Linked DNA regions of Homo sapiens: regions 1 and 2 are each linked to region 3. Evidence: chromatin loops called from intact Hi-C (ENCODE). Cell type or tissue: mammary epithelial cell. All regions are shown on one strand.

Evidence for each region. Hi-C counts contacts between places; a loop is a spot of excess contacts. Peaks named below come from ENCODE experiments on the same cell type or tissue, not always from the same donor. Only the 100,000 strongest peaks of a DNase experiment are listed, where the experiment ranks them.
Region 1: it touches region 3 in a loop (2.2-fold over the local background); 2 of 110 quality-filtered maps call a loop at or near these places.
Region 2: a loop joins it to region 3, with 5 times the contacts of the local background. A loop is called at or near these places in 3 of 110 quality-filtered maps.

What each region holds. Positions count from the first base shown.
Region 1 is chr3:71,053,105-71,061,104 of GRCh38, reverse strand. It overlaps FOXP1 (forkhead box P1), which reads left to right. Exons shown (of 21, transcript NM_001349338.3): 8 at 7,332-7,469. Among named protein-coding and RNA genes, the nearest start is that of FOXP1-AS1, 230 kb to the left of the region's middle. In mammary epithelial cell, no CTCF peak of the experiment used is centred here; DNase peaks (open chromatin) are centred at 3,344 and 4,584; H3K4me3 peaks cover 168 bases; H3K27ac peaks cover 5,516 bases.
Region 2 is chr3:71,307,344-71,315,343 of GRCh38, reverse strand. The region is part of intron 4 of FOXP1 (forkhead box P1); the gene reads left to right. Among named protein-coding and RNA genes, the nearest start is that of FOXP1-AS1, 22 kb to the right of the region's middle. In mammary epithelial cell, a CTCF peak has its summit at 4,549 (motif pointing left); no DNase peak of the experiment used is centred here.
Region 3 is chr3:71,678,222-71,686,221 of GRCh38, reverse strand. EIF4E3 (eukaryotic translation initiation factor 4E family member 3) reads left to right here. Exons shown (of 7, transcript NM_001134651.2): 7 at 1,494-8,000. The coding sequence ends at 1,540. Among named protein-coding and RNA genes, the nearest start is that of EIF4E3, 43 kb to the left of the region's middle. In mammary epithelial cell, a CTCF peak has its summit at 4,899; DNase peaks (open chromatin) are centred at 1,251, 4,721 and 5,441; H3K4me3 peaks cover 360 bases; H3K27ac peaks cover 2,111 bases.

The DNA of each region.
Region 1 (8,000 bases), 630 kb after region 3:
TAAAAAAGAAAACTCAGGTATCTCTTAGCTAAACAAGCCTTTGCAGATTGTGGAGACTTGAATTATCTGAGAAGAGCTAATCTGGGCCTCTACTTTTGGATTGTAGGAATGCTCTTCATTGAGTCCCTCTTCCAACCTGTGAGTTGTTTGAGGAGAAATTAATTTCGAATGAGAAAAATGAATACTGAACACATACATTGTGCCTCATTTTCAAATCCGGTTAAAAGCAACTAATCAATGAAGATGCAGGCTAAATGTTATGGTGAGCTTTTTAGAATACCTTGGTATCATGTTTTAATTTCTAAGCTTTATCTTGCCCTTAAATCTGAAACATCATTGTTCAAATAACTGAGAACAAGGTAAATCAACAACATCAAAAAGGTCGGCTTCTGTGATTTCTCAAGGGCTTGTTATTTTGTACTTCCCAATTCTATTTGATGTCTTGACAAAACAAGATGACACAGGGGAGAATACATTAAATTTTGATTTTTTTCATCTAACCTGTTACAGTTGTGGCAGCTTAATTTCTTTTACTTTTTCCTGAAGATGGCTTTTTGTACAATTACTCTAATTGTCACACCACTTCATGAGGCGGGTCTGCACGGGTTTCCCATTTGCCTTGATTTTACTAGGCATTTTTGAACATATTTTGACCTTTAACTTATGGGAAGCTTTTGGTTGGGCTTTGTCTTCATTATAAATAAATCAGTGAATGGTGAGATTGTCAAAGAAGCAAGTGATGTTTTCTCATTAGAATCTCATTTGCACCCTTTAGCTTAACTGTGATGTATAAGGTGAAGGTGTTGGAAATAGGCATGAGAAACTACAATTTGAGAAAGTTGAGTTGTAATTCTTTCTAAAGAGTGATTGCACCCTAAGTAAGGCCTTATAAAACTTCGGAAATGGTCTAATTTTGGCCTACCTATGTGTTGAAATTCAATTATAGTCCCTTCTCCCTTTCAGTAATATGGGAAAAAAAATACATATTTGCAGTTAAGCTCCCTATGAAATTTTCTATGCTGATTAAATCATGAGAAAGCAGAGCTACAAATTTAATTCTTAGTGTTAGAAAAATCTTCTTTAGACAGAAGATAGACATTATGTTTTTCTTCATTTAACAGTAACTGTTGATCTAAAACTGTATCCACAAGTTATCTTTTATTTATTTTAATCATGTATGTGTCTCAGGTAGGATGGAAACAGTTGCTGTCTCTTTCATTATTTTTGAGTAATACTTCAATTTAAGAGAACTTATTTAGCCAAGGCCTCTTCCTTTTCCCTTTAAGAACTAAAGATCTGTGGATAGAATCTTTTCTGGGGTACCTTCTTGGAATAGTCCTCCCCTCCTCCCATTTGCAGCACTTAAACATGATTTTTGTTGTTGTTGTTAATATAAAATGCCATTAGCATGTTTAATTCACATGCCCTAAATTGTTTTCCATCCCAGCTACAGGAGAAAGTGGTTGAAGTAGGAAAGAGAAGGCATTTTCTTGATTTAAATAATAATAATAGTTGCTAGGTTGAAAGAATCAGTGCTTATTGAGTGATTATTTTCATGTGTAGCTTCCATTGTTTCCTGTATTTAACAATTGCTAATGGGAGAAGCGATTTAATTTATGTAAACTTTACATTTTTATGCAAATGAAGCTGATATTTATTAGAGCTAAAACAATTATACTGGCACTTAGTGGAGTAACCTTGTGTGCCTGGGAAATGTTAGAGGAGAGCAGTTGATGTTCCACTAATACCTCTGCTGTAAACAAATATGCATTTATGCCACTTTTTAGAATTTAAAGACAAAAAGAAGAGCTCGGAGAGCATTGCTGGAGATTGCTTATTAGGGTTGATAACCTGAAATAACTCCTGATTGGCAGGCGAGCCTTGGCCTTACAATTTTTTTGTGAAAGAAAGATAGCCTTTCTTGATAGAATGTAATAAACAAAATGATAAAAAATGAAATGCTAATTGCATTTTAAAGAGGTCTTTTGAAAAAAAATTTTTAATAGTTGGTTGTATTGTTACTGAGAGAACTGTTATGCTAATGACTGACTACCTAGATGATTTTGCATTAATATAATAACCATTACCTGCCTTAGTGCTTTGTACAGTATTGTGGCAAAATAGCTAAGCCTAAAGGAGTTATACAAAAAGCAGAATTCCATAATGAAACAGAATTTTACTTTCCACATAAATAGCATGCTTTTTTTTTTTTATTTTTTTAAGACCGAAATATTATATCAGAAGTGTGTTTTCTTTCCTGTATGATAGTTACTTGCATGGTACCTGGTTGGTTCATTTTGTTTTGTTTTTTTAATACCATGGAGAAATAGAAGCTTTCTAACTTTTCTGTTTGCCAATACATCTGTTGTATCCATTGACTTGTTAATTATGAAAACTTGTTTTCCACAGGGGGCCAGAGGTGATGATGTTTAATTTTCTTCTATACAGGCTAGCTTGTATATGGTCATAAAAAACTTGGCATAGTTTTTTTTTTTTTTTCTCCTCTCTCTCTTTTAATGGAGCTATTTTCTCTGTTTGGTTTTGTTGTGACATTCTGGAGCCTTCTAATTTAATTTGTTTTGCTCCTGCTATTTGATTAACCAGGTGACACTGCCAAACCTGGTCAGTTATCACCCAAATACAGCCTGAAGGCTAGAACGGAAGTGAATTTCCTGGGACATACATGTGGTGAATGATCAGAGGGTAAAAAGAGTTTCTAAATTATTAACCAAATTAATAAAAATGAAACAGTGTTTAGCATTTTTTATCTTCTCTTTTTATTATTTGTATACACAGTAATTATGAGATGATACCCAACGTGCAAAATTTATGTGTATGTGTACTAGGTAGTATTTACTTGTAGTTGACTGGAGTGTAAACTGAAGAGAGAAGAAAATGATAACATGTTATTTTCAGTATTTATATTGTGTCTTCTCCCCTCCCACCCAATTCCTTCAATTGTCTCCTAGATTAGAAATAAGTATTGTTTCTCTGAGTGTTTTTATTTGTTTGTTTGCTTTTTAGATTTTTCCCTTCCCATCATCTACGTTTCCCCATTGGGCGTTAAAGGAAATAATATGGCATATTATTTTAATAGTCTTTCAGCATTCAGATGATAGAGAGTCATTTTGAAGAAAAAACCGTATCAGGCAGAATTTACACAGCAGTGTGTATGGGCTTTTAGCAGCAGTTGTTAGTGCTAACACCGTTTTCCCAGTTGCTGGTATTAAGGTAGCAGCAGGCCCATACTAGCAGAGCTGTGATGGCCCAAGCACAGCTGTATTTCTGCCATTCCCGCAGGTTTGGGTGCACCTGGGATCGACCACACCCAGTTGGTATCAGTCAACAGTGTATCATGCCGTGTGTTTTTTTAATTCATGATTTCCTCTTGAAACTCCACTGAGGAGTGTTAACTGTGTGCGTTTTTTTAAATTCAGTTTTGTATGCTAGCATTCTTTAAATGTCTGCCAGAAGTTTAATTTGAATTTCTGATCCCTGAAGGCAGCTAGACAGAATCATTCTAGTTCTTCATAAATTGCCTTCTATGATTCATTGTTAACTCATAAAACATACTCATTTCTATATACTCAAACAGTTAAGGTAGTTACAGTATCGGAAATTTTTTTTTTTTTTTTGCCTTATATTTAAATCGTCTTTTGAGAAAGAAATCAAGAATTAGCTTGAACTCCCAGTTAAGGCATGAACCCTGTAGCACAGAAAACATCAGAAATGAATGTTGTTATCTCAAGGAGGTTAAGGTAGAAGGCATGAAATCTGAAAAAAAAAAAAAAAAAAAAAAAAAAAAAAAAAAAAGTTTCGTTTTTACTGAATACTTTTAAAGAGGGGCCCATAAATATTAGAGAGCTGTAGTTAAAAACTCACATGACTGTTTTAAATACTATTGATTTAAACCACTGGCTAGATTTTATGAATCAAAGTGTAATTTTGAAGCTTTGGCCATATTTCTCAGTGCTAAAGCACTCTCTCTTGTGTGCCTTTAGCCGCTTTCCAGACATTCAACACAGGATTAAATGATAGTAGTTACAGTGATCAATAGGTTAAGACTGCTACAATCACTCTTGCCGCTAATGACCTCAGTAGTAATGGGCAATAAAGTGTGGGCTGTAATAGCCTCTCGCTGGTACTGCATGCCCTTTGATTCCTAGTGTTAGTAGGGACTAGCTACATGAAAAAGTTGGACGTTGGGAATTAAGGGAGTGGATATATAGGCTATAATTCTTAACTATTTAAAGCCTTAAAAACTGCTCAGATTTTTTTTTTTTAATTTCTTTTCTACCCCACCATAGTTTCTGGTCTATTTGAATATGTTTGTTAAAGCTTTTCCATAACCTCTTTTCATGATATGTTAGAACAGAAACGTTGGGGAAATCTTGGTTTTATAACATTTGTAAATGAAGCTGGAGCCCACTTTGGAGGCCCAGAGCTAACTGGCATGAAAACGTGGTTTCAGATAGTAAAAGCGAAGTTAAGGCCATCAGGATATAATAGCCCACTTCTGATTATTCAGAAGTGATCAGCCCGTTTGGAGGATTACTCAGGCCTCTTGCTTCCTTCCCTCCTTTGGCAGTGCCTGCTGCTGTAAAGCATATTATTACTCATCAGCACCTCCATCAAAATGTCCAAAAGGAAAAAGAAGGGGAGACTCAAGTTCATTATCCTGTTCCGTAACTGCAAAAAAATGAATAAATGATTATGGGAAAAGGAGATTTAAGCCACTGGTTTGATGTCAGCCTTTAAAAATTGTCTGTACAGGTATATGTCAGTCCTTTCCATGATTCCCCCTTTTATTATTGACAGTTAAGGGACAATGTTGTTTCTCCTTTAAGAAGATGCTTCTAGTTTTACCTGAGTTAAGGGGAAAAAGTATTTTAGGAGACATATGTAACTTTTAAAATCAGTTTTATTGAGGGATGATTTACGTGCGCTCAAATATACTGATTTTCAGTGTCTAGTTGGAAGAGTTTTGACGATTGTATACACGTGTGTGAGCACCACCTCACTCGAGATATGGACATTTCCATCGCCCCCAAAAGTTCACCTGTGCCCCTTTCTAGTATAAGGTTTCTATAGCTCTTTTAAAAACGATGACCAGGAGGTTATTTCTATCATGATTTCTGCTCTAACTCTGTTAAGTTCATGTTCATCACCAGTTTAGATTTTACACCACCCTATTCCTGTCTGTTTTCCTGTTCATCACCATCAGAATTTGGCTCAAGAATATTTATATTGTACATCATCCAAGAAACGCAGAGGAAAAAAGAAACCTTAAACATGGTTCTTTTGTTTGCTTAATCAAACCTCCCCGTATGATGATGCAACTCTCAAGGAAAAGTAAACTTCTATTGTGATACGCTGGCTTTAGCAGCTCAAAGGATACCGATTGGCACCCAAAAGATACTTAAAAATCCGAAAAGTTTCTTCTGTATGAAGACAAAGTAGACTAACTGGAATTAATTTGTAGATGGTTAGATGTTTTGATAATGTCTTCCTGGTGTTTGCCCTAAACTGAATGCGAGTTCACTGTTCCAATCGTTGGTGATATTTCGTGCTACAAATTATCTTTTTAAAAGGGTAATTTATCCATTCATATACATCTGTCCCATTTTGCATATGAAAATATTCAGACATGCCCATCTGTTTTAAATTACAGTGTATCTACATCTACACTTAAAAGGCCACTGGAATAGGAAGAATTCATGGATGACCTTCCAGAGCTGGGTTAATGAAATTTTTCGAATGTTCTAACTAGTGTTTTCCAAACACACGACACTGGCACATCAACATCCCCACACATGAAACAAGCCCACAACAACAGTGGAGAACATTCGCTGTGCATGAATCTGACCTTCAGGAACCATTTTTAGTTCATCAAAATTAGTGATGCTGAGAAATCGGGACATCAGTGCATAATGACTGTGAAATTAGGAATGAGAGCTCGCTATGCAAATGACAGGACAAATCATGTGAAAAAGTCAGGATAAACTGCATATTAAGACATTATGTTACATAAAATTAATACTGCATTTCTGCCTTTTGCTTACTGCTCCCCTGAAAGATTTTTTAATTCTTTTATCTTCTGATCAGCTATTGTCTGCCGGATTTTTTTTTTTAAGTAGCACACAGGCAAAGTGCAAAACATGTTATTACCTTTTATTGTAATACATGAGATGACAGCATATCCTTTTTAACAAAGTATATCCTTTACTGCTTCTAGCTTCTTGCTGTCACATGTTTGATTAGAAACCAAAGAAAAGTAAGATGCTTAAATATTACGGTTAGAAGACATACAGGTTTTGTCTTTTCTTTCATTGTTTTTTCTTTCCTTATCTTTTTATTTGGGGCGGGGGGTGATTTTTCATGAAATAGTCTTCTTGCATTACGGGGACTGACAAAATGGGTCTCATGTAGTCTGCAAATTAAACACAAGTGCAGTGATTATTTTGAATAGCTAAATTACATTCTAGAAAGCTTGCAGAATTCATAGCATTGTCATTAGGTATCCGCTTGAATACAATTTGTGTAACCTTGGCCAAGACAGCCTGTCATTTTAATGTCAGTGTTTTATCTGAACAAGACATCATCCTTTCAGATACAGTGTGCAGGTTCCTTGCAAAGATGCCCGTGCAGAAACGTGTTAACAGTTGCAAATATGAAATGCTATCAAGTTCATCACTGTAGCTGTTTGTCACTGAAATGTCATGGAAAGCGGGTTTTAATGGTATTGCACATAATATGAAAGAATTGAGACATCTGTGTGCTGGGTGAATAAGGAAGAGTAAAAGGCATCATGCGAAGGGTCTGTGTTTAAGTTCGGAAGGTGTGTCCAAGGTTCCCTTCCCAGCAAGTATAAGCATTGATTGGTTGTTCTTAAAATCACTGTCCACAGAGCAAGTGTGCTCATATGGGCTCCACCTGCAAAGGTGCTGGTTACCATTTGTCTTCTCTCAAACAAAATTCAAGTCTGGGTTAACTTCCCACAGATGGTTTTGACCAAAAACTCACTCTCAATAAGCAATTGAGAACTGTCGTATCTTAACTCCAGTTAGCATTTATTAAGTTTGTCCTTTTTGTGTGCTTGCAAGGCTGCCTGGAACCCCCATCAGTACTGCAAGATTTTACTTTTCTTTCTTTAAAATAAACTCCATGATAGATTAAATAGGATCTGTTGCTGCATCCCCTCTGGATAAATACATGTTGCATGGGAAATTGGTCAACTCTTTAAGCAGGCTGATGGCAGTCAGCTGCTGAACCTGGGAGGCTGCGTGCTTCTGATTTCCTGGCTTCCTATTTATCCTTCATTAACATTCTAGGTTCCCGTGTCAGTGGCTATGATGACACCTCAAGTTATCACTCCCCAGCAAATGCAGCAGATCCTCCAGCAACAAGTGCTGAGCCCTCAGCAGCTCCAGGTTCTCCTCCAGCAGCAGCAGGCCCTCATGCTTCAACAGGTAATTGTCCTTCCTCCACCTCCAGCCTGTCTCCCCCAGAACCCAGGGGCCCCCATCACTCCATTCGCAATCTCCCCTCCACCAGAGCAGCTCCTTTGCTCAGTGAAGAGTAAAGCAGCGTGGGTGGGGCAGGACACAGACCACTCCCTGAATAATCGATGTGCTTTTGCATGCCCAAAAGAGAGGAGCCCTGCCATGGTGACTAGTGTTTGGGCCTGGAGAGTACCCGATGGACTGAGATCAGGGCTGTAATTGGACTTGGTAGCAGTAAGATCTTTTAGGTTTACATGGCTCCTAAATGGTGTGAATCAAAGCAAAATGAGGAGCACGTTGGGAGTGGTTTAAATATGACAGCTCTTGATGTCCCCATTTCGACTCAGAAGCTTACAGATTTTTTTTCTTTAAACATAAAGAAGCATTCTAGAATTTGCTAATTTTAAGGTCCAGAGTTGATTTTACTTCTTCCACATACGATGTTGCTGAAATGAACTTCTGGTTGTCATTGCACTATGGGGACCTAATATTCAGACT
Region 2 (8,000 bases), 370 kb after region 3:
AATCAGGTTTGTGCTTGCTATCATTATTAATAGGAGTATTAATTTCTGTTGCTGATAAAGCGCCCTGGTGTGGCTGGAAAGTGGTTCTGTGCCTTTTCCCCACCCAAGTGAAGAAGGACATGAAAGGTTGTACGGTGTGGAAAGTGCCTTAGCAATTAAATAAAAGGCTGGTTCATATAAAGGGGCTTGTTTCTATATGGAAAATATGAGCTTTTTCTTTTCTTTTTCTTTCTTTCTTTTTTTTTTTTTTTTTTTTTTTTTTTTACATGGACCAGGTGTGGATTAGTTCACTGAACCTTTTACCCAGCCTTATCCCAGCCTTATTCCCGCTTGTAATTCTTCTGAGGCACAGTTCAGCCAAGTCAAAGAAACATGTTATTAAAGGTGAGCTGAAAGGCATTTAAAAAATAAACAAACTGTTTAAGATCCTAAATCAGTAACAGAATCTATATGCACAGACTTGAAAAGTACAAGAAAATGTGTTTCAATGCCTTTTGGTTCCAGGCTGGATTCTCCTCTTTCCTTCTTTGAACATCTCCCCAAAGTCTTTTTTGGTAGTTGGTGGGACAGGCAGCCCCAAGGCTAACTTTGGCTTGTAGCTTTTTTGTAACTAATGACTTGCCTCCACTGAGGTAGGTGAGACCCCAATCTTATACCTACAATTCTCCAACTACTATTGAGGGGAAAAAATAAGTACTTTGATTTTATTTTAGCACTATGTTCTTAAGAAGTTTAAAATCTGATATACATTCTCTTTTATTTTTCCAGCCTGTAGCATGGCAGACAGCCAGATATATATATATATATATATATTTTTTAGACGGAGTCTTACTCTGTCACCAGGCTGGAGTGCAGTGTCATTATCTCGGCTCACTGCAATCTCCACCTCCCGGGTTCAAGTGATTCTCCTGTCTCAGCCTCCCGAGTAGCTGGGATTACAGGCTCCCGCCACCACACCCAGCTAATTTTTGTACTTTTAGTAGAGATGGGTTTCACCATGATGGCCAGGATGGTCTCAATCTCCTGACCTTGAGATCCGCCCACCTCAGCCTCCTAAAGTTCTGGGATTACAGGCATGTGCCACCATGCCTGGCCAGCCAGCTATTTTTAAGAACTTGTAGAGATGGTAGAAATGAGGTGTAGGATGTTTTAGATTTATTTAAGTTATATCATCCCTGATCGTAATAACGGCAGCCATCATTTCTTTGAGCATTCACTTTGTGCCATACACTATTCTAAGTACTTATGACATGTCAATGCATTTATTCTACAAAAGCAAATAATGCACTGTAATGAAGCCCATTTTATGGATGAGAACACTGAGGGACAGAGAGCTTAGGCAATTTGCCTAAGCTCACAAGGTCAGTCAGCACCAGAGCTAATAAGAACTTGGGCACTTGAATCCATGCTTGTAAATTCTGAACTATTCTAGTCTAAAGTATACTGTATAGTACTATATTCTGTAATACTTAGTTTTAGGTGAGGCAGCCCAAGGATGCATTAAGAAATACAGATACTCGACCGGGCACGGTGGCTCATGCCTGTAATCCCAGCACTTTGGGAGGCCGAGGTGGGCGGATCACGAGGTCAGGAGATCGAGACCATCCTGGCTAACACGGTGAAACCCCGTCTCTACTAAAAATACAAAAAATTAGCCGGGCATGGTGGCTGGTGCCTGTAGTCCCAGCTAATCGGGAGGCTGAGGCAGGAGAATGGCGGGAACCCGGGAGGCGGAGCTTGCAGTGAGCAGAGATAGCGCCACTGCACTCCAGCCTGGGCGAGAGTGCGAGACTGTCTCAAAAAAAAAAAGAAAAAGAAATGCAGATACTCGATCTGTACAACCTCAGCCTTGCCTTTATAAAAATTCTTTCCTAACTTTCAAAACTTGTTTGTTTTTGTTGTTTTTGATAGCCTGTTTTCAGCCAATGAATAGGTAGATAACAATCACTTGCAGCCTGTTGTACTGCTTTTTAAATAATTAGCTTGGCCGGGCGCAGTGGCTCACGCCTGTAATCCCAGCACTTTGGGAGGCAGAGGCGGACGGATCATGAGGTCAGGAGATCGAGACCATCCTGGCTAACACAGTGAAACCCCGTCTCTACTAAAAATACCAAAAATTAGCTGGGCGTGGTGGCGGGCGCCTGTATTCCTAGCTACTCGGGAGGCTGAGGCAGGAGAATGGCATGAATCCGGGAGGCGGAGCTTGCAGTGAGCCGAGATTGCGCCACTGCACTCCAGTGTGGGTGGCACAGCGAGACTCCATCTCAAAAAAAAAAAAAAAAAAAAGAATTAAAGTTTCATTGTGATTGTGCAATTGTACAAAGACATTCCCTTATTTTATTTTATTATTTTTGAGACAGGGTTTCACTCTGTCACCCAGGCTGGAGTGCAGTGGCACGATCTCAGCTCACTGCAACCTCTTCCTGCCTGGTTCAAACAATTCTTCCACCTCAGCCTCCTGAGTACCTGGGACTACAGGCAAGCACCACCATGCCCAGCTAATTTTTTTTTGTATTTTTTGGTAGAGATAAGGTTTCACCGTGTTGGCCAGGCTGGCCTCGAACTCCTGACCTCAAGTGTGATCACCTGCCTTGGCCTCCCAGAGTGCTGGATTTACAGGTATGAGCCACCGTGCCTGGCCTATTCCCCCATTATTAAACAGTGTCTCACTTTATTGCCCAGGCTATTGTGCGGCAGCACCATGCTAGCTCACTGCAGCCTTGAATTCCTGGGCTCAAGCAATCGTCCTGCCTCACCCTCCTTAATAGCTGGCATTGCAGGTGTGAGCCACTGAGCCTAGCTTATTCTCTCATTTTTAAAGTAATTTCAAATAGCAGAAGCAGGGAAGGAGAGGCATTTTAGGAGTTCATCTTTCTGGTCCACCTTTAATGAAGTAAGCAGCTCCTTCCAAGGGGAGCTTGAAGCCTGAATTCTTCGTAGTGAACACAGTACTCTTTTCAGAAACTTATACTTAGCTTAAAAAAATTATCTATACCTCCACCCTGCTGCCTTATATGATAGAAAAGGAGATGAGTTCAGCAACAGCTTCCTCTAGCACACTTGATTACCTTTCTTTCGCTGAAGTCCAGATGCTGAGCTTGTTGAACTCATCTGCCTTGTTCAGCCGTTCTTGTTTTAGGAGTGTTAACGTTCTTTTTGGGAAAGAAGCAGCATATGCGTACACCCTTGCCAGGCTTCCATTAAGTGTCCCTTCACCTTTAGCAAGCCCTTGGTGGACTCAGGGGAGCTTTATAGTTATTATTAACATAACAGCCTGTAAGTTGGGCTTCTTTCTAGTGAAGGAGCCAAGAGGGAGGGCCCCGCCTGGTTTTAAATTACGTAGGCTTTTCTAAATGTGTTTCTAATGGGAGCTAGAGAGGTGGTGAGCTTTGGGGAAGCCTCGCCTTGGGTCATAGTTGAGTGTAGAAGGGAGCTGGGATCTGCAGATATCAGGGAATTTAGGAAGAGAGGCATGGGAAAGGAAATGGGATGGAAAGGTGCCAGGAAAAGTTGCCTCATCATTTCCCACTTTGGTGGTGGCCAAAAGGTAAGTTTCTACTTTGAGATCACTCTCAGGCCCTGTGGGCACAGAGCTGCCAAGTTTCTCAGTTTAAGGACTAATAAAGTTGGGATGTGGGTAATTCTGGGAGACTGGGTAGTTTGAAGGGAAGGATTGTTGGAGGTCTTTCCAGCTATACTGACAATGTACATGGGTTCATTCTTGAGATGAGCGTGTCCATAATAAAATCTAGCTGTAGAGCCATTCAAGGACTTCTCTGTGTGCACGAGCATGCTAGCCATTTTACGTACAACAGTAGGAACAGAGTAGCTGGAGTAAGATACAGGAATGTTTTTGTTCCACTCATACACTGATTAGTGTTATTCACTCATTCTGTATTTACTGAACACCTACCCTGCGTAGCCACTGCTCTGTACTGGGATACAGCAAGCAAGAGGCCTGCACACTGGCTCATGCCTGTAATCCCAGCACTTTGGGAGGCAAAGGCAGGATGATCACTTGAACCCAGGAATTCGACACCAGCCTGGGCAACATAGTGAGACCTTGTCCCTACAAAAAATTGAAAAAACTAGTGAGGCATGGTGGCACGTGCCTCTAGACCCAGCTACTCAGGAGGCTGAGGTGGGAGAACCGCTTGAGTCTAGTAGTTAGTTCCAGGCTGCAGTGAGTCATGATCGTGCCACTGCACTGCACTCCAGCTTGGGCAACAGAGTGAGACCATGTCTCAAAAACAAAAAACAAACAAACAAAAAAAAGTGGGAGGGGGATGCAAATCAGATAAAATCCCTGCCTTCATGGAGTATATGTTCTGATATTTTTGTCATAAACTGAAATTAATACGACTTATCTGTTGCCTAAACTTTTTGCCCAGAACAACCAAACAGAATCAGTTCAGCTGCAGTGGGAACCGCCAAGAGCCAGATGTGGCCATGAGAGGAATATCTTTGAGAGCCTGTCATCTGGCTCCAGCTGTGTTAACCTAGGCCTGGTAGGCAGCCATGAGTTGTGTCTGCCAACTGGTGGCCAGACACTAGTGCAGGCTTAAACAATTAGCAGAATTCCTCATCCGGTGGCTGGATTCACTGTGTGTGTCCTACAGACGATCGCTGCTGTCCAAACCAGGGGACTCTGGGCAGAAACGCCCAGAAGAGAACCAAAAGTTAGCCCCTTGAGAAACCAGTCAAAGTCTCATCCCGGAACATGGAGAGGGAGGCAGGAATCGGGGAAGACCAGCAACAGTGAGAAAACAGAAGTAAACCAGACGTGGCCCTCTGCCTGGCAGACCTTAATTCTGACTGAGAACTCTTGCCTGATAGAGAACGTCTGCCTCCAGCATGCCCCTGCAGAAAAGCAAAGAGTAGAGTTTGCCTGTGAAGAAATTTTTTTTCAGTTATTTTTTACATTGTTGCCCTTTGGTGAGAATCATTTATGATGCTTTATTGGTTTTACCCAAACTGAGATTTCCATGAAAAGTATTCATTCCCACCTTTTGGAAGCAATTAGATCCCCACAAACAGGCTATAACTTTCAAATGTCTGTTATATCTGCCTTCAAAAATAAGTATATAAGTAAATAAAATGCTTCAGCCTGCCTGCATGTGGAAGATTTTTTATAAACTGTAGAGTTGCTGGTTTCATGTACCAGGCAAGTCCTGCTAGCACACGGGAAAATAATAGATTCTGATCATCCATTGTCCAGCATGTTTCTAATACCACAGTAGTTGCTCAGTAAATGTTTGTAGACTGAGCTGAATAAGGAAAAATTCCAGTGAATGTGCTGACTTGCAAGAATGGTAATTAAAAATTAGTGCAGTCATTTCAAATCATAAGTTGGGGAAACAACCCACCATTTAGTGCCCCCCAAAAGTAAAAGTTCTAATTGGAATAAGCTTAGGATTTTTTTTTATGTCCACATCTAAAGTCTGATGATAACAGAAAGCACAAGATGGCAGAGATTAAGGTTTTCAGGGAGACTTCTCTTGAGGCTGAACAGATATGTCCATGTGAGAACATTTTTATCATGGTGAGGTTCTTGGTGGTCTTTCAAAGAAGTCCCACTCTGAACAGATAACGACAACAAAATCATTGAAGTGGGGAAAATTCAAAAGATGCTAGTTTGTGTGTCAAAATCAACTTTTGCATTCTAACTGCATTGTGTAAATTTGCTGTGCAGGAAACATAAGTGAAGCCATTTGGTTTTGTGGCATTGGTGTGGGTTGGCTCAGGGGGTGGGGATAAGGTTGAGGCATTGATATAGTAAGAGGAGAGCCAGATGGTTGTATTACACATCTTTTGTGTTCTTGTTTGCTTCTTAAAGCAGTTGCAGAATTTTGCCCTTGGCGATATTTTCTTCGTGCCTGTGTGTTCTGCTATGAATTTACTTTTGTCAGAGTACTTTGAAAGAAAAGCCTTGCTCAGAAAAAAAAAAAAAATTACGTTATAAACTTGTGAAGTCAACAGTGTGTTCATAAAAATATTTTTTAAATGTTAAGTATGTTAGTAAATAGTTGAGAGAATCAGCTTTTCTTTTTTCTTAGCGCAGTGATTTCGACCATATTTTATATTAATTCAGGGAAAGAATTTTTGCAAAATTATGAATGTGCAATTGGTGATGGATGGATGGATCGAGATGGATAGATGAGGAGACAGACACATGGAACAGATACATTGTTATTCCAGTAAGGATGAGGCCTATCTGATTAGAGATTTAACTTTTTCCATTACTTACAGCAAGCCCTCAGGTTGTGGTTAACCTCTTGTGTTTTATCAGCAAGCGTAACTTGGTAGTAAGTTGAGTGAGAGTGGGTTAGGGTAGGTTGGTGAGTTTTCGTTGACATTTGGTAGAATTGCTGTTACACCACCATTGAAATTTATATTTATTCCCTACTAAAAGGAAATTCTATTTTGCAGTCACCAGTGGCAAGGGATATTTAAGATGTTCTAATGCATGTAAGGGGTGATATTTTATCACCGAATGCTTTTAATAAAGAGTTGCTTTGGAGCTGTCCCCCCTCACCCACACACACACACACACACACACACACACACACACACACACACACACACACACACACATTGTGGTAGAATGCTTCATAATAATTTAATGTCCTTTTTACAGTTCCAGTTTATTTTTTTTTCCTTTGCTCAAATCAGAGAAGAGCAAATATGTAGGATCCTTGGGCGACAGTTTATTCTCCTGTTGTGCACAGATTTCCAGTTTTAGTTGGAACCTGCAGTCCCTGATGAGAAAACAGGAAACTTACAGTCCTAACCTTATTGAAATCTCTGCCGGGTTTAGTCACAAGTCTGAGGCGACTCCTTCCAATAATGAAGCCATTGTACGCATCGTATCTGATCAGTTCTTGAAATGTTTTAGTAGGTCTATCTTACAACATTATAAGAAGATAATCAGCAGCCTTAGAAGGTCCCCATCTGGACTGTAGAGTTCTTTTACTGAAAGATGTTTTGCCTTTTTGAGATAGCTCTCGCGTTTCATCATCTGTTCCGCCGAGATGAAGTGCATATGAAAAGTCAGTGACTCTGAATCCATCTGTTGTTATTATTTTCCACTGATAATTGGCTTGAACAATGAAATGTCTGTGTCTGCAGCCTTTGAAACTGTACACCCTGTTTATTTTCTGGAGGTCTCACTGCAACTACGCCCCCCCATCTTTCCCCCTGCATTTTCTCTCAAGCTTACAGCGAGTGGCGCTTGTGTGAGGATGACATCTTTGACTCTGTGCATCAGTATGTGTCACTCAGCATCTAAAGCTTGCATACGGATTTTTGTCACAATCCCTGTGTCTGTGCCATTCGCTCCCGAATCCGGCGCTCTTTCAGCAAGGAGCTTAGCTGGGCCGCAATGCATGGATCCCTTACCTGGATTGTCGTCTTTATTTCACTGTCCTCATTAAAATATTAATTTAGGGTACAGTATCTAATACCTATGGAATTAGATACTACCTATAATTGTATAATATATTCAGTTGCATCCAGGTTTGCATGATACAGAGCATTAATATTGGATTCCACTAACATCACTTCCATTAGCTTGCTCAACCAGTATGAGATATAGATGAGCTGGGAAGCATAACTACCCTCAAAACTGCCAAAACATTCATTAGAAGCTCCATGGGGATGGACAGAAGCTTTCTCACAGTGATATACTGATTAAATTTTGTTTTGTGGTTTATTTGCAGCAAGGTTAGATCACTATTGTCTATGGACCTGGGTTATCTAACACCTTATTTGGAAGGTCATTTCAAGGCAAAAGGGTGGACAAAATCAGCGTCTTCAGTTTCTGTGGGCACCCCGCTTAGAGAACCTGTGTTTTATTCTCTGGGTCTTTGGGTATCTTTTTATTTTGTTTGCCTTTTCTCCATGTTATGCCATAATAATGTTTGAAATGAGTTTTGGGTTTGTTGGTTTGTTTGTGAAAATATTTTAAAACTTTTCAGTGATCTTCACCTTTTACAGTAGAA
Region 3 (8,000 bases):
GCTCAGGAGTTCGAGACCAGCCTGGGCAACATGGCAAAACCCTGTCTCTATCAATCAAAAAGACAAAAGTTAGCCGGGCATGGTGGCACATACCTGTAATCCCAGCTACTCAGGAGACTGAAGTGAGAGGATTGCTTGAGCCCGGGAAGTCAAGGCTGCAGTGAGCCGAGTAGCATGATGCTACTGCACTCCAACCTGGGTGACAGAGCAGCAAGACCCAGTCTTAAAAAACAAAAAGAAAAATAAAACAGAACTGGAAGGGGCTTAAAAGGTGAAATGGGCCAGCCCATCTGCCTCCCTAGAACCCCATTCACTGCTAAGTGTGGGTAGCGTGTTGGGGATCAAAGCACCCAGAGTCCTGAATCACCCCACCTTTATCAGACGTTGCTTCCTGGTAATGGTTAACCAGATCCGGGAGGTAGATTGTCACACTCAGTCTTTTGCCTTAGAGAAAATGTTATGTATTTCGTAGGTCTCCCTGTGGCATCTTCTACTTTAAAAAACGTTAAGTGTTTGAAAATATTTTTGGTAGCATAATTTTTTTAAATTCCTGAGTTCCGGCTGGGCCTGGTGGCTCACGCCTATAATCCCACTACTTTGGGAGGCTGAGGCAGGTGGTTCACTTGAGGTCAGGAGTTCCAGACCAGCCTGTCCAACATGGTGAGACCCCCATCTCTACCAAAAATACAAAAATTAGCTGGACGTGGTGGCACACGCCTGTATCCCAGCTACTCCAGAGGCTGAGGCTGGAGAATTGCTTGAACCTGGGAGGCAGAGGAGGTTGCAGTGAGCCAAGATTGCGCCACTGCACTCCAGCCTGGGCTACAGAGCAAAACTACGTCTCAAAAAAATATATATATATTCTAGAGTTCCTAATTAAAATTAGTAATTTTGCAAGCCAGATGATAGGTCTGAATATCTATTGGCAGGGGGAAACTTGATTTGGAAAAATAAAACTTAGCAATTTTATGAAACTTCATTTCCCATGGAGAGTGTTGAGAGGTAGGGAGCAGGGGCACCTAGATATAATTGCTGTCACCCTGGTGTGGTTCTTTGTTTTGTTTTATTTTTAGTTTATTTTTAAAGATAGGCTTGTAAGCGGCTCTGTCTTGGGTTGTGTCAGGCACCCCCTCTCCCCACCCCCTGCAATGCATTTTGTGGGGCACATTTTCCCCTGCGGCATTTGCTTGCAGCCCAACATACTCTCTTCATCGGCTTGCTGAGATGACTCATCCTCCCAGGCACAGCAAGAAGAAACAGGCAGCATGCCCATTGCTTGTTTATTCCTTGTTTTAATTTTCATTATTACGTTTCTCAGGAAATGCACGCCTTAGCTAACAGTTACTGGCAAAAAAATAAATAAATAAATAAGGTGTTTGAGTTCTTGCCAACATTTGGGGAAGCTGAATGAGATGCCTAGAGGAGGGTTGGCCCATCCTTTGCTTAAAGTTTTCTTTCCTTTTTTTCTTTTTTGTTTTTTTTCTGTCCTTTAGCCCATGAAGAGCATCATGCTTTTGAAGGTGGACGTGGAAAACACTAATTGCACTCTGTAAAGAATTCTTTGTCCTTTGCTGATTGGTTTTGGAAACGGTCTTAACAGGAGGGAGAGTGAAGAGAAGACTTGCCGAAGCCGATGCTGGTCAATTTAGAGTGGGTTTCTGTCCTTGCAGATGGGCAATTAGGACTCAAAGTGGCAGGTGGGGTGGGGGGAGATTGTGTGGGTTTCTACCGTCACATTACTTGCTTTTTAAAAAAAACACACACAAAAAACTTTTTTTTTGGCTTTCTAAATTCTCTGTTCTTTTCACTCTGATTTTTTTTTTTTTTTGCCGTTTAAAATTCCTTATTCAGCCTAATTATTGTTTTCTACACTCCCCTTTCATTGAGGCACAAGAAATGGGTTTCCCTTTAAGTAGCTCTGCTGTACCTAGTTAATGAGAATATGCATAATCGTGACAATACTGCTTTTGAATACCACACTGTACAAGGAGGAACACTAGCTTGGAGAAATCTGTCTTCTGATTATTTGTTGTGACACATTCCTATGTACTGTGAGCTGGGCATTGTTTTTTTCTGTCCCAGGGAAAAGAAAAACCATACTTAATGTGATTTTGCACTGACAGCACACAAATCTTTAATTTTCCTTTTTAAAACATTTTTTTTTAGTGATAAAAGGAAAATAATAGTTGGATTGCATAACATGAAAACTATAATCACAATTCAGTATCAGGATATAAATCAAGCTCTAAGTCTTTGGACCCTCTGTGGAAACATTTCTAACCCGAATTTTAATTTGGCCTTTTCAACCAAAGGCTTAGAGTGGTAGCAAGGGATTTCTTCCAATAGGAAACCTGATGTTTCTGATTTAAAGAGAAGGTGATATTTTAATTGTTTGAATTAAGCTCCTTGCAAAGTTCGGGTGTGTTTACCCACTTAGGGCTTTCTTTCCCAGTCAACGCTAACACATTTTGTTAAATGATCCCTTTCCCTGCTCACATTGTGTGTCATTTCTCATCATCAGTAGTCCTCCAGCCTGGGCAGCTGTCCCCACCCTTTTTCATGTAGGTGCAGGAAGTTAAATCTCATTTCCAGGATGCATGTGAACATTTACAAAGTTGAACTTTGAGTGCATTCTGCTCATATGAATTATTGGGATTGTTGATATATATTGTATTATGCTACCAAAGAAATATTGGTTTTATTAGAAGGAAATGGTCATCCTCTGGACCATGGAGACTAGCTCAGAATACGCTGATTTCCCTCTCCTGACTTTGCCAAGCCTTTGGCTGCTTTTGCCTGATAAAGGGCAGGGCCATCTGAAGACACTTCCCCCAGTCGGCTTTGGAGTCACGGGAGCTAGTGCCTGCTCACACATTTTTCAAAAGGGCAGTGCACTCAGAACTTCACTGTACCTGGGATTTTTAATTCCTCTTGCAGTGTTGACCAGCAGAGAGACTTGAGGCTACTTTAAGCCTCCACTATGTGTTTGTAGATAAAATTCTCCATTCAAACATTTTAAAGGACTTTGAACATTATCTGCTTATGGAAGTTGTGCCCTTCACTTGGTTAGTAACCACCTCAGCCATAATACTTACCATCATAGGTTTCTTAAAATGCTTTTTTTTTTTCCCTAAACTTGAGTTTCCTTAGTGATTTCAAAATGAAGTATAAGAATATCAGATCCAGTTAGCAAAAGCCTAGGACTTGTTTCTCCAAACATTGTACTAACATTCAACTTGTTTTAAAATTATGACTCAAGAATTTTAAAAAATTATTCTGGACATGAATTAAAACTTTTTTATAATATAAGTATTTTTCTGATTGAAAAAAGGATATAATTGACTTCACTCTAATTGTCATGTATATTTCCATAAGTAAATGGATTTTGAAGTATTTTTATTTTTTGAACTTTATTTAAAGCATTTGTGATGACATGTTCAACTTTTGCATGTATGTAGCCTTTGAAGTAAAAATAAATAGGAATGTTAGGCTCACGTTAATATTTCTAGTTTCTGTTTATGATCATGGAACATGACTAGCACACAAAGTAGATTTTTGCCCCAGTGAACTTCTGCAACTGTTTCTGACCCTTTAGAAAATACCAACTGTGAGAAGGATTTAATTTGCCTAATGTTAAAAACCTATCATCTAAATTACTTTCAGAGAGGATTTTGTCAGATTTTGGTTTGGAAATTGTTTTAATTGAATATTTAATCATAATAGACTTTGTATGAACTAAGCTGATTTAATCAGTTTAAAAACCTCTCATTACCTTCTTAGATTAAAGAAGCTAATACTGTTTTGAGATAGAAGGAAATATTTTGTGGGGCATGTGACTTTTGTGTTAAGGCAGTTTACCCATCTTGGCTGATGTGGGGAAAGTGCAAACTTCCAGTAGAATCCCGGTCTTTTCATCCAAGTGCTTGCAGGGGCAGCCTTGTAGTCTGCAAAGAACCATGCAGAAACCAAAGAGCTTGCTTTTTTGTCTTTGTAATTCCTTAGGGTCTGTGATATATGCCAGGAAATCTGATTGAAACTAATATGCTTTTTATTCTCCCATTATTCCCTAAATTGTTATATCACAGGCACTTGCCTACATTGGGAAAGTAAGGACAAATAATACCCATTTAAAGTAACTTGCCTATATTTTGACTGTCTTTCGTAAGCACTTGCTGAACTGCTGACTTAACTCAGTTTTAAGATTTCCTCTTTCCCCCCAACTTTTCCACATTTCTTAAATGAGGGTGTAATTTACTGCAAACATGTACATTTAATATAATATTGCTGTTAGATTCGTGGTACACTTTATGAAGCAAAAACATGAAAAGGAAACCACAACTCTAATAAACTTTAAATTAAAGATTAAGATGACTCTTTCTCACCCCTCTTCTTGAGTTTAGCCCATGTCTACACCATGCACACAGTCACAAGACTTTATAGCTTAGAAACTTTAGGTATAATTGGGTCCTATAGACATAATATACAATCCACCAACTGAGCCTTGGCCGAACTTGTCCCTTGTTAAAGACGTAGGGCTAGCCAGCCACAGAGCTGGGTATTGAAGTCGGCAAGTTGTATCCCGGTGCAGGCGTCCTTAAATGGAGAGTACTCAGAATCTGCCAGCCTTAACCTGCCCACTAGCCACCCTAATCAAGCATTAAATATCTGATCCAATCTGGCCACTGGTGTAACTCCGTAATCAGACATCCTGTTTGTAAACAGCTCCTCCTTCTCTCCCTCTCCCTCTCAGAGACAGAAGTGGTGCTGGGGTTTGGAGTTTGAAAATAACCTTCCTATGACAGGAAGTGGGCTTTTGCTATTAGTTGCCCAACTCTTAGAGGATCCCAGCTTGTGTCTTTAGACAAAACTGACAGCCTTTGGAACGATCGCATGGTGGCGCTGCCTTCCAGCCAACAGTTCTGGCTCAGCAGCAGAATTTATCCAGCTATGTTTGTAGAATTTTTTTAAGATCCTACTGCATTTTGCTCTTAAGCTTTTATAAAAATTTGACGAGAAAATGTAAAAATGATACTTGGCAATAAGACATTTAGTTTTCATGCACCTAATAAAAATGTGTCAAAGCTAGATCGCTCCAGATGTGCTTAAAATATCTCAAATCCTAGGCTCTCATTGGCCTTATAAGTGATTGGGAAGAAAAAGAATAAAATAAACTCACATATAGGAGATATGGAAAATATTTCATCAAATATTATGCCCAAAGAGAGAAAATTAGGAGTTGATTTTTTTTAGCACTCTGAATATGGAACTTCCTTTTAAAAATGTAATTCTACCCTTCACCTTTCCTACATTGTATGTTTCTGTGAGATTTTACTCATTACAAGTGAAAGTAGAGGACTGCCTGTGAATTGTTCACTTCTGAAAAGAATATATTGAGATCAGTTAAAATTACTCAAGAGTTTGGTGACTCAGGATTGTAAAAAGCCTGGATCTCAACAGCTGGGAGGAGTCAGAGGGTGAAGTGGGAAAAAATAGGGACTGAGAGGCAACGAAAAGTCCCTTTGAACCTGTGGTCATTTATAGCAATTAGAGTGGGTTGCCCCTCTACTTCTCCCAAGAAGAAATCCCAAATAGATTCCTTTCATGTCAGATTATACTGTTCTGATTTTATTTTCTATTATTTTTACATATACATCCAAATCTAAGAATACTTATTCAGATTGGCCCACTCAGGCCAAAAGTCACTGTCTTGTGTTCTAGAAATTCTTTCATGTTGCTGACATAAATCCATTTTTAAAAGAACATTCAGGGACTCTTAGAATTTTAGAGTGGAAGGGACCTTTGAGATCATCTACCAGTGCTTCTCACCCCTTAGCATGCAGCAAAATCACTCAGATACTTACTTATTATTCACATTTCTTGACCCCAGCACTAGAAATCTGGGAGGATATCTGCATTTTTAACAAGTGCCCTAGTGATTCTAATGCTGATGGTGCTCAGATCGCTCTTGGAGAACCCCTGATTTTATCCAACTCCCACATATGACAAATGAGGAAAGCCTCCCAACCCTAAGCTCTGTCAGGTGACCTGATTCCAATGTATGATACCAACAATCTTATGAAGGCTGGAGAAAACCATTAATACTGAGACTTGAGTAGATGATGCTCGTGAATAAGAACTTTATGGCTGGGACCACAGCAGTCATGGGAGCCCATCCCTGGAAGTCCATAATATAAAGCCTTTAATACAGAGTGGTGGTTTTTCTCTTTTCTAAATACCATTTCAGTCTGTTAAGAGAAAAGAAATTAGTGTTCAGAAAAGTAGTTACTCCATATGTGCAGTAACTACTTTTCTATAATGTCTTATGGCATCTGGGGTTCAGCATCATTGAACAAGATTAAATGAACGTTATAGAGCTATAAAATTGCATGTAAAATAACACAAAACTGTTCAAATGACTATCAAAGTAGCCTGGGAATGAATTTCCACTAAAATTAATTGTCACTTTCAAAACGTAGCTTAGCAAAGCTGTTACTAAACTGGAGAGATCCTTTAATACATAGAAATGTCAAAAAAATCAAATAAGTATTCCCTAAACGATGTGAGTGATAAGCAAAAGTCATTGCAAAGTCAGTATTTTTTTGTTCATCATTGCTACTGAAATTCAGAGTTCCATTGTATATGTGTGTCTTGAGTGTACCTTATTAGAATATCCAATACAATAGCTTTTGGATATTCTATGCTTTTGTGTCCTTCAGAAATCATGAGATTGAAGGAATCTGTGTTAAATGTTTTTGTTTTGGTTGCTGCCTGAAAAAAGTTACCAACTCATTTAGTGAAATGCAAGATTTCTTTATGAAAATTTCAATTTCTAATATCGAAGTCAGATAATTTTTCTTGAACTTTTATTTTGGAACAGATGTTTATTTCGGATCTATTAAAGTGTCAACTTTGCATTATAGAACTGAACATGAAGTAAATTGAGTGTTTCTGAGTTTTCTATAGAAAATTTATGCTACCTCTCATCTTTTCACATACAAATAAGCAACTTTTAATGAAGGCTTAGGGTGAAAATTTTAATTTTAGCACTTTACATTACATGATGAATGGTGAATATTAAAGGACTTTGAACATTTTAATAAACTTACAGTGTTTCTGTTTTCAAATAGAGGTATTGATGCTGTGGATATACATTAAATTCTCCCCAAAGTTCTCAGACTTTAATCAGATAATGTGGCTTACAACCATTGTTTTTGTTTTTAAGTTTTAACACTGTCTTTTCAGTATTCATTTAAAACAAGTCACCATGACTTTGAATATATTCTCATGGAGAATTTATTTCAATGATTATATAAAAGAATTTCAAAATTTAAACTAGTGAGCATACTTTAGCTTGAGACAGCTAACATTATTTGTCCCAAATTTAAAATCTTACATTGAAAGTTATTAATTCTTTAGAATAGTCTTACCTGTGTAAGTTGAACCAGGTTTGTTTGATTATGTTTTGGATCTGCTTGTGCCCCCACCCCCCTATTTTATACCATCTGTGCCCTGTGCAGTTGGGGACCCTTTCACATCTGGCTACAAGCTGGTGTAATGCCCTTCCTTTTGATCTGGCTTCATCTAGTGATTTGCTCAGTATTTTTAAGGTCAGACTGAAAACTTTTCTGTTCTAGTTATTTTTGATTTTATATTGTGTGTTGTGTTTGATGTTCAGATACATGTGAAAGTTGCTTCTATAAGTCAGTATTTTTTATTCCAGCCTTTTGCAGCAATAAGGTAAGACTAGACTATACTTTTCTTACTTGAAAAGGTAGTGATTTATGTGTTTAGTGCAAATGTTTAGACTGTTTTGCAATTTTCTAATTTGGGACTATATTGCTATGAATTTGTGCTTCTTCATTTTTCAGGGTAGTAGTTCACAGGGTTTGTTTAAGTGTTAGTTTGTAGAACTTTATTTTGAGATCTTTTGTAATCTGTTGCTACTAATTCTCATTCTGTATTGAGGTTCTTATAGTATAGAAATGTCATTTTCATCCTCC